2 separate regions of the Mus musculus genome follow, and region 2 is linked to region 1. Evidence: chromatin loops called from intact Hi-C (ENCODE). Cell type or tissue: heart. All regions are shown on one strand.

Region 1 (8,000 bases):
CAGGGGACTAATACTCTAGGGAAGGCTGTCACTCAGTTTCAGACCATATCTTTTTATATATATATAAAATGTAAAATTGGCTCAGTGGTCCCAGCACCTGGGGTAGAGACAGGAGGATCAGTTCAGTGTCATCTTCTGCTACTTAAACTGAAGGCCCTGGCTCATAAGCAATACATAAGTAAATGCATTGTAAAAATCAGTAAGATAAAACTAAAAGGAAAAATTTAAGGTTTAAAGAACACAAAACACAAGCAAACATCATGTAATATTACAATAAAAATCCCAACGCTAAAATAAAATACAATACTTTGTACCTCTGTAGTATGTTGGAAGTTTGAAAACTTCTTTTTTTTTTTTTCTGGACAGGGATTACCTGTGTCATTCTAGCTTTGCTGGAAGTCACTCTGTAGACCAGACTGGCCTCTGCATCCCAAGTGCTAGAATTAAATGCCTTGACACTACTCCTGACACTACTTCGACATTATTTACTTTATGTATGTACTTCAACAGCATATCACAAAATTCTACCGAATTTTCATTTTTAATTAAATTCCTCACCACACTGTCCACTCAGCATGGGAAACCACAGCTGTCCAGTGTTGTCATTTCCTAGTCAAATCCAGTCCCCTCAGGTCCCATCAATTCTGTGAGAGATTTACATTTGGGTTCTGAGTTCTGGGAAGGCATGCATGAGAAAATGGTAATTTTTGATTTTCTTCCCCACGTTGATCCCCTCCCCCCCAGCAGACCTACATGATATCAACGATTACAGGATCTATGTAGAGGTGCGGTTGCCCACCAGTTGGTCCCCGTGGCATTGGTCTTCCCTCTGCCCTGTACTATGGTTATGACTAGGAACATTATTTTACATTTAAAATTCTCCAGAGACTTCCTCCCATCTATTACCTTCCCGATTTAATACAAAGGACACACAGAGAAACAAGCTTGAAAATGTGATGCTCTCTTCCGAGTGTCCTCCCAGCTCACAGCTCTCTTTGTTCTTCCTTAATGCCAGCCCGAGAATTTACCTATTTTATCATCAATCTATCTCTCATGTAAATGTAGGTCCATGAAGGCCACACTTTCTGTCAGTAGTGTACAGTACTGAATTGTCAATGAAGGACATTCTAAACCTTGCATAGCTATTGTACAATAAAGGCTACTTGGTAGGATAAATAGGCAGTAAGTGTTCAGTACTGTCCTTACAATCACCTCTCATTAGATCAAAGAGTCCTGCCTTTCTTTGTGAGCAGTACACACTCACATAGACACCGTACTGCTCACAGTCTGACAATACCCCTCTCCAGCCTAACTGTCAATCATCTGCATGGCTCCAGCAGAAAATTTCTGTCAGAGGCAGAGATTTCAACCCATGAACATGCGGTCATCTTGCCTCCTCATCTCTACTTGAGCAAGCTCTTCCCATGTAGGCAAATCTAACCAGCCCTCCAAACCAAATGCAAGGCCTGGCCAGCTGGCCTTCCACAGCTCACACATTCCTCTGCCTCGTATTTCTTCTCTCCTCAGTCACAAGTACCAACATTAATAACTCACAATGTGACTTTACGTGTGCATTGAGCCCTCAGTATTGGAAACAGGTGCAACTATTCCTTAACCCCACTGCACACACCCTGAGGGCAGGCGCAACTTCACCTCTGTCACCTCTGTCACCTCTGTGACATCATCATACTTAAGTGAAGAGAGGCATCTTGAACTCTGACACAAACAAAATCACTAGTTTCTAGGTCTCTGGGCAAACAATTGTCTGCTTCCATGCTCCTTGCAGGTACCTTAAACAGAGAAAGGAGACCGTGCAGCCTGCACCACCACAACGGCTACCTGTCACCAAGGCAGTGGCCAAGCACCATTTACTGAATCAAAGCAGACTCAGAAATTCTATGAACTATGTTTCGTGGTTTATAAAAAGCTTATAAGTAGAACCCATACTTTTATGGCCATATTTTTTTGGTTTATAATAAATTATCAATAAATGTTAATTCCCAAAGTTATTTTACTTTTAGGTATAGCTACACCAAACACTGAGCCAAACCCCACCCTACTTCATTAAGAATCGGGAAAAACTCGAAGGATTTTGGCTAAAAGACTCTTGCTTTAAAACAACCATTTTCCTGCTGTAAAGCAGAAAAAGGCCATAGTATGGGGAAATCAGGTCCCACCTGGAACTTTCATTTGTTAGTAGACACATAAACACCAGAAAAGTTTCTTAATGTAATGGTATTTACTTCATCTGTGAATTCAGATAATTCCACTCTTTCCAAGGCTATTGTGAGAACTAAGTAAAATACCAGATGCTAAATGCTTCTTAAATGGCAGGTAAACAATGGTTGTGTCCCAGCTTCCTTCCCTGTCCCCTACAGCAAAGAAAGCCAGAGTAGAGTGACTTAATCACACTTGACGGAAGAGAGGCTCCGGTGACTTTTTGAACAAACAAAATCATTAAATGTAACATGCTAAGGGCGTTGGAAAGCGGAAGCAGTTGGTGTAGGGTCAGGAAAGAAGGAGCGGACAGACAGCAAGGGAAAGAATATGCATGATGGGAACATTCTCTCATAGTGAAATCTACTGTCTTGTACAATCACCATATACTGGAGTTGGAGAGATGGCCTGGTGGTTAAGAACACTGGCTTCTCTCCCAAAAGACCAGGGTTCAATTCCCAGCACCCATATGGAAGCTCACCACCATCTGTAACTGCAATTCCAGGTATCTGACGCCCTCTTATGGCCTCCGAGGGCACCAGGCACACATGTACAGGCATATGCATGAAGGGAAAACATCCAAATACATCAAATAATAAAATGATTTTTCAAGAACAACAAAAACACGCTAATAGTTTTATTGTCAATTACACGCATATTAAAGTGTCTAGAAATGAGATATTTCATGCCTGAAGAAAGAAAATGCTACTAACAACTGCAGCACTTTGACAATCCCAGCACTTAATGATTCAGAATATGTTCCCAGTCTACCCTCAGTTCCTCTTCCTGAAACTGCGTGGTTGAAACTTCAGCTCTTTGGCTCACACTGTCTCTAGGTGACTCTATTGCTGCATGGTGTCCCTGTCCCTATGTTTACAGCCCATGCTCAAACACTTGGCAGGAAAACATTTCATGTTTACAGATTGTTCTTTATCAATTGGCTTTCACATTTCTTCTTGATTCTATCCACGGGGAAGTGAAAAAAAATAGACTTCTACTTTGTCCCCTCAGCATCAAGAAGCAGGGGAGACAGGAGGCCCAGCCCCAGAGCCGTCCCTTTTCTCCTGTGAATGTGGAATGAACAAAGCTGCCTCTCAGCCCTCAGTCTTCCAAGCCTGCCACCTCAGCCAGTGTGTTCAGCTTCTCACCCCCAAGGGCATGTCCTCCCTCTCCAGGACCCCATGGCTTCTTGGCCTACTCCCCAGATGCCTCACGCTGAGCAGGAAGGGACTTTTTCAAGCAGCCCTAAGAGGAGGAAGCTACTTGTTCCCAGGGGCTCCAGTTTTTCTTTTTTTTGTGTGGGTATGTTTTCTCTCTTTGAAACCAGGAAGCTAAATTTGCCTAATGATTAAGCCCAAAAGGATTAATTCTTTAGAGAACTCATAGTTGCCTGTTGTCCACCCTTCCCCTTTGTGTTAAAATCAGCCCATTTACAAATCACTCAGGCAGAAGGAAAGATTGTTAGTTGTCTCAGTGAAGCCTATCTTTTTCCTCTCTTCTCTGTGGAGGTTACAAGGGAACCAATCTGGGCTTCAACATGCTAGCAGGTACTCTACCTCTGTATCCATCCATCTGTCCCAATGCCTTCACCAAAAGCATGCTTTTACCAGGTCACCAAATTTACATTTTACCCTATACTCACCAAACTCTAGAAACATACAAACTCAAAGAGTTTGTATCATTTCCAACAAGACAAAAATAAAAATGTCACTTGTTTCTTACTTATTTATTGGTCTTTTATTCTCAGAGATGAAACTCTGGATGTATGCAAGCAATGTAAGCACTCTACCATGAACTGCATGCCCAACTCTTCCTCCTCTTAAAAAAACAAACAAACAAAAAACCCTACAGCTAACCACACTCACACATTTTTCATATTTGTCCTTAATCAGCCCTGAAGACCCAGCATAGCCTATCTCTCTTCCTGTACTTGAAATTCTTTTTCTCCCATGGATTCCACAAAGATGCACTCTTTGTTGGCCACATGTCTAATATCCTTGCTGTCAGGAATGTCTGAGATCAAGAAATGTCTGGCTGTGGAAATATGCACACCTAGTATTAGCCTCCACGCAGGCAGAGAATTCTTGCCAAAGCTACCGCATAGTCCTTTGTGGGCACCAACCAGAAGGAGTGACTGGTCAGAACCCTGTTGGGTGTTGCAATGGTTGTGTATGCTGAGAATTGTGATCAAAGGCTAAATCGCAAATCCTAAACTTTGGGAAGACACTTAATCCTCTAGCCTCAGCTGACTCATTTGGAAAGTATGGATATTGCTACCAACTCCACCAGGACTGGGGAAAATATATATATATACCCAGAGCATCTACTGAGCACACAATCTGGGAGAATTCTTGAGAATGTCTTATATGCACTGGCCTGCAAATATTCATCTTCGCTAGATTTATTATCCTTAGTCCACTGAAACATCTTTTTTAGTCAACCTGGTTGAAACAGAACACCCTCTGTGAGTACAGAAGACCACAAGCCTTTGTTTTAGCCCTGAATCACAATTACACCAGATCTTTAAAGATAAACGCACAAGCCCTGGCTCTACTATAGGGCAAAATAAATTTGGGTAAGAGGATGGTGTGTTGGGGATGCCTTGGTGGGAGAGGCTTGTTTCAGCACATCCTGCTTATGCTGAGGCCTGTGTGGAAGGAAACAACAGTCTCCTATTTAGATCAGAGAGACAGAGACATCTGCTTGAAGAGCTCTGGTACCACCCCATACCTGCCAGTCCTTTCCCATCACAGTCTTGCTTGGTCAGCTCTTCCTTTAGTTTTGTGCAATTGTGTTCAAAACTTCAGCTTCCTTCCAATAAATTCCTCATTTTCTCTAAAGCTAGCCTGGGGAGGTTTGGGTAGAAACCCAAAGGCCTTTTATGGGTACACACATCATTTCCTTTAAATTAGTTTTATTGCACAGTTGTACTTGACAAACTGGTGACTTCAACTTATAAGGCTTGGGGAATCTCTCACAGATTTACCTCTGAGCAATCTAAACACATCCTGACTTCTAGAGTCTAAAAGTTGCAAAACAACTGGGTGACCCTAGTACCCATCCATCCCTTACAGTTCAGAAGTCTCTGGATTTCTGCGTCTGGGGTAATTTTCACTTCTTAGACACAAAAGAAGACATAGAGTAAAAACCCAAAAGATGGGTGAAGACATCACCACTCCAGTAAGTGGAGGATAAACAGTATACAGACGGAGAAATTCCTTTTCTTCCCCTTTTGCTAGTCTCTGCATATTGGGTTGTACTATTCACCTCCATCAAAGGAGAACTTTCAGAATAATAATCTCTCTGATTTGATCATTACTCTAAATTAGCAGCAATCTGATATTCTGCTTTTCTGTCTAATGTTACACACACACAGCTCCTATATAGTTCTTCCTCTATTATTACTACTATGAAATATTTGAGGCTGAGTAACATTTGAAGAAAAGAAGCTAATTTTGACTTATAATCCTTGAAGTCCAATGTCAAGGGGCCACATCTGGTCATGGTCTTTTGGCTGCCAGAGCTCCAAATGTGAGACAGAATGTGGAAGACATGGACCACATGTAGCTCTCTCCCTCTCTCTCCCTCTCTCCCTCCCTCTCTCTTTATAAAGCCACCAGAGTCCAGGACTTGCAACCTGACAGCCTCACAAAATCCTATGTACTTCCCTACAGCCACACCTCTGAGCATCAGGTCGATTGATTTCCACTCTTTTCTTACATCACATCAGAGCTAAAAGGTCAACACACTGTCACCATATCCAAAAAAAACTGCACGCACACAACCCAAAGCTGCACTTCAGTATGGTTCACCATTCTCATGGATAGCTAGACTGGAGCCAACAGAGGTCTGCCTGTGCTCTGCCCCAGCATGAGCAATGGGTAGATATTGCCAAAAGCAAACATGATGAGGGATTTATCTCTTCCTCAACATCTGGCACTTGGGATTTATCGTCAAAGGAAGGATACATATCTGGAGCAACTGTCCAAGTCACAGACTGTACTACATGCCCTCCCTGTTGAAGGTCTGTGCTCATACACACCTTTCAGACCACACTGTGAGGAATCACCCACAGCATGTAGTCTGACAAACTTCAGAAGTAGGAGATATAGCTCTAAAAGTAGTATTTTAAGCATAATTTTAAAGTTAGAAAACTGGAAAATTCCATACTATGTTAGAATTTGGAACATACATGTTCCATTCAACATTAAACACATCATTAACACTGAATACATGCCTCAAAGCCACATAAAACAACAAAAATTCATACATCTTTCTTTAACCTTTCCCTCCAAAAATAATTTTAAGCTAATAATCAAATTTTTTCTGAAAAATTAGTTAACAAATGAGGCCATCACAAGAAACTATGTGCCGAGCTCTACATTTAACTGGACCTATAGCATCGCTGATCACTACACCATTATTTTATGCATAATTTAAAAGGACACTAGAGTATTAGATACCCTGAGCTGTAAGCCTATAATTACGTTAGCCAAGGATGATGGCTCCCACTTATAATTCCATTATTCGAATATAGTTGTAGGAGGATCAACACAAGTTTGAGGTCAACATGGTCTGCATAGTGAGTTCCAGACCAGAAGGAATGATATAATGAGACCTTGTCTCAAAAATAAGAAAACAAAAAAACATATCCAACAGCTTGTGCAAGAGTAAATACATGCATTGTGATAAAAACTGCATGGTACTGGTATAGCGACAGACAAGTAGACCAATGGAATAGAATTGAAGACCCAGAAATGAACCCACACACCTATGGTCACTTGATCTTTGACAAGGGAGCAAAAACCATCCAGTGGAAAAAACACAGCATTTTCAACAAATGGTGCTGGCACAACAGGCGGTTATCATGTAGAAGAATGCGAATTGATCCATTCCTATCTCCTTGTACTAAGATGAAATCTAAGTGGATTAAGGAACTCCACCTAAAACCAGAGACACTGAAACTTACAAAGGAGAAAGTAGGGAAAAGCCTCGAAGATATGGGTACAGGGGAAAAATTCCTGAATAGAACAGCAATGGCTTGTGCTGTAAGATCGAGACCTCATAAAATTGCAAAGCTTCTGCAAGGCAAAAGACACCGTCAATAAGACAAAAAGGCCACCAACAGATTGGAAAAGGATCTTTACCTATCCTAAATCAGATAGGGGACTAATATCCAATATATATAAAGAACTCAAGAAGGTAGACTCCAGAAAATCAAATAATCCCATTAAAAAATGGGGCTCAGAGCTAAACAAAGAATTCTCACCTGAGGAATACCGAATGGCTGAAAAGCACCTGAAAAAATGTTCAACATCCTTAATCATCAGGGAAATGCAAATCAAAACAACCCTGAGATTCCACCTCACACCAGTCAGAATGGTTAAGATGAAAAATTCAGGTGACAGCAGATGCTGGCGAGGATGTGGAGAAAGAGGAACACTCCTCCATTGTTGGTGGGATTGCAAGCTTGTACAACCACTCTGGAAATCAGTCTGGCGGTTCCTCAGAAAATTGGACATAGTACTACCAGAGGATCCCGCAATACCTCTCCTGGGCATGTATCCAGAAGATGTTCCAACTGGTAAGAAGGACACATGCTCCACTATGTTCATAGCAGCCTTATTTATAATAGCCAGAAGCTGGAAAGAACCCAGATGCCCCTCAACAGAGGAATGGATACAGAAAATGTGGTATATTTACACAATGGAGTACTACTCAGCTATTAAAAAGAATGAATTTATAAAATTCCTAGGCAAATGGATGGACCTGGAGGGCATCAT
Region 2 (8,000 bases), 52 kb after region 1:
AGGATATGGACAATTATATCTATAATATTTTGTTCTTAGGAACAAATACAACCTAAATTCTAGAGAAATCTGGCCACACAAATCATCTTTTTGGAAGAGAAGAAACATGTATAGAAACTCCAAGGTCTCTGTGTCAGTTGTAATTTCATGGTTTCTCAGCTGTGAAATGCTGGCTTGTTCATTTTGTAAAGTGGGGCTTGGTTCAGTGGCTTCTGTAATAACAACCAGTTCTCAGATTCGGTGCTTTGTACAGTAACATGTGAAGCCTTTTATTGTCAGTTCAAAGCATTTGCCCAAGAAAATAAACCATCGCAACCTAGAGTAAAGTTTAAGGAGCACAGCTGTAATCCCAGCACTCGGCAGGCTAAGGCAAGAACATCACAAGGTAAAGGCTAGCTAGGGTTGCTTAAAAAACAAACAACAACAACAACAAAACAACCTAAGGCTGTTTTGAATAAAGATTGAAAAATAATCAAATAAACCAGTAATCAAATCTTTCACTTTATTGAAAGGAGAAATATTCAAATATTTAGGCAGTTCATTACAATGAAGAGGCCATAAATATATATATATTTAAATACAGATATGTAGATATATTAGTCCTGTATATCATATATATATATATGGGTTTGAGCATTCATGTGTCCCACAGCCCATCTGCTAAATGCTTAGTTACTAGTTTGTGATGAGACTGGAAAGCCATGAAACCTTTGGAAGGTGTGATGGTCCTCTTGGCTGTTGATGAGATTTAGAGTCTCCATATCTCTGGGCAATCTGTGAAGAATGATCTGGATTAGGTTCCTGGTGATGGGAAGGCCCTATATGTATGTGGGCTGTACTATTCTATGGGTTGACTCTGGGACTGATTAGACAGAAGAAAAATGACCTGAGCATAGGTACTCATTGCTGTTTCCTGATGGTGGAGGTCATGTGACCAGTTGCCTCCTGTCCCTGCTGCTGTACCTTCCCTGACATGATGAAGTAAAAGTCAAATAAACCTTTCGTTCCTTGGGGTCTTGTCAGCTATTTTGTTGCTGCAACAAGACAACCTTGTGGAGGAAGACAGGTCCTTAGTAGCGTGTCCTTGGAGGACACTTGGGACCCTGCCTTCCTCCTAGTTGCTTTCGGGAGACGATGAGATGAGCAGCTTTGCTTCATGTGCTTGCTACTAACAAACACTGCCTCCTCATCAGCCTAAAGCAGTGCAGCCAACCATGGACTAAGCCTCAGAAGCCACAAGCCAAATTCAATCTTTCTTCATTTTGAAGTAACTTTTTATAAGGAGTTTCCCTGAATGACAAGATATTGAGTAATGCAATATGTGTGTGATATAAATCTGGAAACAGGAAATAGAAATGGGAGCACCTGAATCTGTCCCCCACCCTGCCCCGGAATCTGCTGAAATATTTTAGCTGTCCCTCTGAGGTGGTAGGATTTACACCCTACACAAGTTTGGCAAAGTTTCCTAGGAAGAAGTGGAAATTCCCAGACAACACACGCTTTATGATTCTAAATTCTCTTTCCTACTTCATCAATTTATAAGCAAAATATAAATAACTAATTGATTGTTTTGTAATTAGTCATTCTTTCTATTTTTTGTTTGTTTTTTGTTTTTGTTTTTTGTTTTGTTTTGTTTTTTCGAGACAGGGTTTCTCTGTGTAGCCCTGGCTCTCCTGGGACTCACTTTGTAGACCAGGCTGGCCTCGAACTCAGAAATCTGCCTGCCTCTCTGCCTCTGCCTCTGCCTCTGCCTCTGCCTCTGCCTCTGCCTCTGCCTCTCTGCCTCTGCCTCTCTGCCTCTGCCTCTCTGCCTCTGCCTCTCTGCCTCTGCCTCTCTGCCTCTGCCCCTCTGCCTCTGCCTCTCTGCCTCTGCCCCTCTGCCTCTGCCCCTCTGCCTCTGCCCCTCTGCCTCTGCCCCTCTGCCTCTGCCCCTCTGCCTCTGCCCCTCTGCCTCTGCCCCTCTGCCTCTGCCCCTCTGCCTCTGCCCCTCTGCCTCTGCGCCTCTGCCTCTGCGCCTCTGCCTCTGCGCCTCTGCCTCTGCGCCTCTGCCTCTGCGCCTCTGCCTCTGCGCCTCTGCCTCTGCCTCTGCCTCTGCCTCTGCCTCTGCCTCTGCCTCTGCCTCTGCCTCTGCCTCTGCCTCTGCCTCTGCCTCCCTAGTGCTGGGATTAAAGGTGTGCGCCACCATGCCTGGCTCTTTCTACTCTTATCAATCTTTGCATATATAGCTGTCATTTCTGGGGTCTCTTTTGTGGTTGCCTAGTGGTTGCCGATTCTTTCCCTATTTTACTGGGAAGAAGACAAAACCATTGACAGAAGGTGTGAGAGTTGAGGATAAAGAGTTATCCACAAACCAAAGAATCTACCATTTCCCTCTGTCTCTTCTCTGTTTCTCTCCCTTTTCAGAGAAGCTTAGATTTCTATGAAGAGTAAAAAACTGAGCTGAGAATGGTGGTACATTCCTATAACATGGGAGAGAGAGGAAGGAAGATCACCAGCTGTAGGCCAGCTAGGGTTGCAGAACCAGATCTCAATCTCAATGGCAAATGAACAAAACTAAACAATAAAAATTAAGAGCCAGAAACCAAACACAAGTCAAGAATTGGGGTTCTAGAAAATATTGAAATCATCGATAAGGGAGGATTGGAGTGTGGGGAGAGGATGACGGGAAATCAGTAGAAGAGGGTGCACTGTAAAACAAGAGGCAGGCAGAAAGGTTTTGCTGACAGGACCCTGACATAGCTCTCTCTTGTGAGGCTATGCCAATGCCTGGCAAATACAGAAGTGGATGCTCACAGTCATCTATTGGATGGAACACAGGGCTCCTAAAAATGGAGCTAGAGAAAGTACCCAAGGAGCTGAAGGGGTCTGCAACCCTATAGGTGGAACAACAATATGAACTAACCAGTACCCTCCCCCCACCCCCAGCTGTGTCTCTAGTTGCATATGTAACAGAGGATGGCCTATTTGCCCATCAATGGGAGGAGAGGCCCTTGGTTTTGGGAAGATAATATGCCCCAGTACAGGGGAATGGCAGGGACAGGAAGTGGGAGTGGGTGGGTTGCGGAGCAGGTTGGGGGTAGGATATAGGGGACTTTGGGGATAACATTTGAAATGTAAATGAAGAAAATATCTAATTAAAAAAAAAAAAACAAGAGGCAGGACCTGCTGGCGAGCCTCAGACCTGAGTGGACGAGGCTTGACATTCAGTCCTACAACAAACAACAAGAAGAATTTTAAAAATCCAAAAGAGGGATATGTTGTTAGAGAGAGTAGTGATGCAAAAGCACTTTTAAATCATTGTTTTGTGAAATTGAAGCTCTAAATACAATGTGTATTTGGCTAAAGTTCTGTTTCCCTTGTGTCTTCTGCAGAGCCAGAAGAGAAACAAAACACTGAAGTTCTGGCAAAAGTGCACAGCGACTACAGGATGTCCTGTTACATTATCTGGTCAGGCAGACGCATGACTCACTGTACAGTATGACACATCGGAAATGGGTTTATTGTGCATCAGTCCTCTCCCTCATAAATATTAAACACGTAGATGTGATGATAGCAAGCTATCTTTGTCCTAATATAAAGGTTTCTGATGTACTTTCTTTTTGAAAAAGAAGAAATTTCAGACATATTGGTGATGATAAGAAAAAGTACGGGGACCTCACATTAAACTGCCTTTGAAGCATCCCCACGTTCCTGCAGCTCCCCTTCTGAAGGCGAGAGTAATAAATGGTGTAAAAAGGTAGTTCTGTGCATTTCACTGTTGTCTTCCAAAGCTGGGATGGTGTTTGCCCAACTACAAAGCCTCCAGCCGTTCACCCACAGTAGAAGGCTATGCTGTGGGTGGGCGTGTACCTCAGTGGCAGTGCTTGCCTAGCATGCTCAAGGCTCTGGGTTCAATCCCAAGCACAAGAGGGATATACTTTTAAAACTCACCAGTAGTTGAATAATAATAATCACAAATGTAAGTTGAAAAATAATAACCATTCACATAATCATAAAAAGGGACCAACATATTTTCTCATTGTGAAGATGTAAAAATGAATTTCATGCAGTCAATTCTACAATCCTTTGAGAAATGAAACTGAATGAAGAGCTCATGGTGGAGGAGTGTTCTTCCTCTTTTTAAAATGGTGTGCTTTTTTATAGGAGCCTAAAATGTCTGCTGTACACAGACACTCCTTGATTACATTGTGTCAGAGAATCTTGGTGTCTACTTTCAGTATAGGATGACAACTGAACTACATTGTTGTGTTGTTCTGTATCTAAGACAGGATCACACTCTGTAGTTCAAACTCACCTGGAATTCACTCCATAGCTCAAGCTGGTCTCAAACTTGCAGTCATCCACCTAGCCCAGCTTCCCAACTGCTGGAATTACAGGTGAGAGCAAATAGTGCCATCAGGTCACATCATTTGTGAAAAGAAATACTTTTGCAAAGAAAGAAAATGTCCTTCAGTCCAATCACTGAAATTGCTAAATGATAAAATTTAGACTTAGTTTTAGACCTTTCATGAGTTTGCAGATTTTGACCCTAATAATGTGTGTGTGCAGGGTAGTATGTGTACAAATACATGTGAGTGCATGTGGGTATGTGTGTAAAGGTATGTGTATGTAGGTCACAGTGTGTATAGGATGATAAATGCACACAGATATGTGAGTGTTTTGTATTTGAGAGGGGAGATGTGTTCAAGGGTCTTTTAAAAGGTAAGAGTGTATATGTAGAAGTTCATTGTAAGTAAACATTGTAAGCTCGTGTATGTTTATGGATGAATATAGGGAAATACTGGGCTCTTAAGACACATGTGTTAACTTCATGTAAATGCAGATACTTGTGTGCATAGACTATTACTGGGAAATGTATTCTGGGGTAGTATTCTGGAAGTGAATTGGCTGTGTGTGTGTGTGGGGGGGGGGGTTGTGATATTAGAAGCTAAACCAGTCGTGGAAGCTGGACTGTGCAGAGCCTTCAGATCAAGGACAAGCATTGTGACATCACTGAGAACAGTTAGTAGGACAGAGAGGGAGGAGAATCTACATAAGATACTTTGAATAATTCCAGCAGCCACAATACTTCTGCTTAACTAAAGGGTTTATTTGATAGTTGGGTGGTATTAGAGATAAAGGGAGAACAAAGAAACTGATTATCAGGCTGTGAAGTCCCATTTCATGAAGGATAGGAACTTGGTTCCTTTGGGCAAGAGAGTTGCTTCTAAGAAAAGCATAGACTCAAATTTCTACTCCATCTCTTATTAAATTGTGAGATAGGGTCTCACTATGTAGCCTTTGATGGTCTGAAACTTTCTGCATAGATTGAGCTAGCCTTGAACTCATAGAAATCTACCAGCCTCTGCCTCTCTAGTGCTGGAATTAAATGTCTGTGCCATGGTGCCTTGCATCTACTCTAGCCCTTAAAAGCTTGGAAAGTGATGAACTCAGTAAAACTTGAGGATATTTTAAAATTTTTGTTTCTATCATTTATCCATGGAGCCCAAAGCCTTACTCATGTTTGGTACATAACTCTGTTACTGAACCCCAAGTCTCTATTTTTAAATGGAAATAAGATTTTCTTGAACTAATGTGGTGATTTAATCAAACAACACAAATGACTTCCTGTAACTTGATTCACTGAAAATTCTCATGGAGAAAGTAGAAGAGAAAGAAGAGAAAAAATAGGGATTTATGAGGACTGCCCTGTTTGGTAGAGAAATAGAGCTATTTCTGACTCCAATTCTTCAGTCCATTTTTAGGGTTTCTAATTCAGTGTCTAAGTTTGAACATTTTCAGACTGCAGGCAATAACACTTTCTATACACATAGATATGGGAATATGATACAGAATATTATCCACATGCCATCTCCATCTGTGTGAAGGCATTAAGTAAGTAAATAAATAAATAACCAGACATAAAAGTAATGAGTTTGTGGTAGGAAAAGACAGAGTACCTGCTTGTTGGCATGGGATAGTGAGTCAGCCATTCCACAAGGATGTCGACTCAGGGTGATTCTTTCTTCAGTAACAGGCCAAGGATAACTCTTTGAGTTGTGGGATGAACAGCCAATTCAACTCCAGGTCCAAGAGCAATGTGTCGTGACCAGATCTCAGTCAAGTGTGAAAATCAAAGTAAAGATAAAGTAAAAAGAAATAGTGACCTGTGTGCTCTACTCTGTCAGTATAGCTGTCAACGAAATGTTTCTTCTGCAGAAAATACTTACAGTTTGCATTTTTGTAAGTTTGTATGTTGACAGTATTTGAACAATGGGAATTTACTTAGTAGATATTCAAGGTTGGTTGAAGTCTTGAGAACAGGGCATCTGTAATAGGATTAGTGGCTTTATAAGAAGCTAAGACATAGTTGAATTGCTTAGTTGAATTCAGAAGGATGTGTGTATGTGCGTGCATGTATGTGTGTGTGTGTGTGTGTGTGTGTGTGTGTGTGTGTGTAAGTCAGAAGACAACCTCAGGTGTTGATTCTCACATGTTTACTTTTGGTGTGGGGTAGGGTGGGAACAAGGTCTCTTTGTCCTGGAGCTCACTGAGAAAGCTAAGTTGCAGTTGCAGGGCCAGTAAGCCCCAGGGATTCACCTTACTCTGCCTACCCAGCATGTAAGGATCAACATCTGAGGTTGTCTTCCGACTGATACACACACACACACACACACACACACACACACGCAAACACATGCCCGCGCATACTTGAGAGCTGGGGATAGAATGCAGGCGTTCCTGTCTGTAAGAAAAGCACTCTAAAGACTGAGCTACCCCCTCAGCTATTAAATTGAGAATTCCTCTGTAGCTGTTACTGACCTGAAATTTATTACTTGTAACCCTAGGGCTGAACTCCCATTTCCCATTTTGCCTGTCTCCTGATTGTTGCAATTACAGGCAAGCACCTTCATGACTTAATCCACACATTCAGTCAACATAGAGTTATATTGGAGCACTTACTGTATGCTAGCTTCTCTGATGGATGGGAATAATCCCTACTATTAGCCATGGAATTTGAATCTCATGAAGACTGAACTTGCTGGGGTGTCTCTGGGGTGGGTAGAGAACGCCAGTCTTCAGGCTTCAGCCTAGTCTCACAGCTTAGGGGCTTACCCAGGGAAACTGTGTAGAAATCTCTCCTGACAAACAGAAACTCGACGTAAGAGAGGAAGAACAAATAGCACATTTGTTTTGTAAAATACAGAATTCAAATGAGTGTGTGATGTCCTCCCCCAAATTCGCTAACCTTATATAATTTCCTTCATTACAAATGCTGATGTTTTAGAATACCGAAACCTAGCTGACAGAAATAACTCTCTGGAGGTTTTTAAGCATTGTGCCACAGAAAAGAGAATGACACTTAGAGAGAAACTAAGTGAAATGCCTGGCTGAACAGTAAACCACCTTTTAAGTTCACAGTAAGAGGAATGGTCTTTGGCTAGCATGATCATACGCAATTGTAGTCCCAGCTTCTTAGGAGGGTAAGATAGCAGAACTGCTCCATTCCAGGAGTTTAAGGTTAGCCTAGGCAACAGAGTGAGACCTGGTCTAAAAACCAACCAACCATCAAAAACAAAATAGACAAGACCCAAAAACAAATCTAAAAACAGCCTGAGCTAGAAACAAACAAAACCTACATGGATTTTTCCCCCTCTAAATAGAACTTTCTAGTTGAGTTTGAGGCTGGTAACAAGTTTCAGTCCAATGAACATCTTTTTTTAAAAAGTAAGACAGAAATAAATCAAAAATAAATTTGATTCTATCTAGTTCAGTTTAAATAACAAAAAGTTATTAAGTGGACCTTTCAGTCAAACATTGAAGCTGACATTACTGTGAAAAAAGGAATTTCTGAGTGAAGACACCTCACTTGCTTAGCTTACCCTCGAAATCAATGCAGTGTGAATGAATTAACATGTTCCAGATGAATTATTCTAAAGGGACATTGCTCAAGATGTAAAAATAAATTGAACACAGCCATGTTGTAAATATAGAAAAGAAAGAATCCCATGAACTGAAGG

What was found. Peaks named below come from ENCODE experiments on the same cell type or tissue, not always from the same donor. Only the 100,000 strongest peaks of a DNase experiment are listed, where the experiment ranks them.
Region 2: a loop joins it to region 1, with 2.1 times the contacts of the local background. A loop is called at or near these places in 7 of 42 quality-filtered maps.

What each region holds. Positions count from the first base shown.
Region 1 is chr4:3,707,683-3,715,682 of GRCm38, reverse strand. The region is part of intron 1 of Lyn (LYN proto-oncogene, Src family tyrosine kinase); the gene reads right to left. It overlaps 6330407A03Rik (RIKEN cDNA 6330407A03 gene), which reads right to left and starts at 719. Exons shown (of 1, transcript NR_028126.1): 1 at 1-719. In heart, no CTCF peak of the experiment used is centred here; DNase peaks (open chromatin) are centred at 2,492 and 3,422.
Region 2 is chr4:3,655,598-3,663,597 of GRCm38, reverse strand. 2210414B05Rik (RIKEN cDNA 2210414B05 gene) reads right to left here and starts at 7,092. Exons shown (of 4, transcript NR_040643.1): 1 at 6,943-7,092; 2 at 5,940-6,308; 3 at 4,295-4,364; 4 at 490-774. Gm42250 (a long non-coding RNA gene) reads left to right here. Exons shown (of 5, transcript XR_881076.3): 5 at 3,372-5,036. In heart, no CTCF peak of the experiment used is centred here; a DNase peak (open chromatin) is centred at 3,437.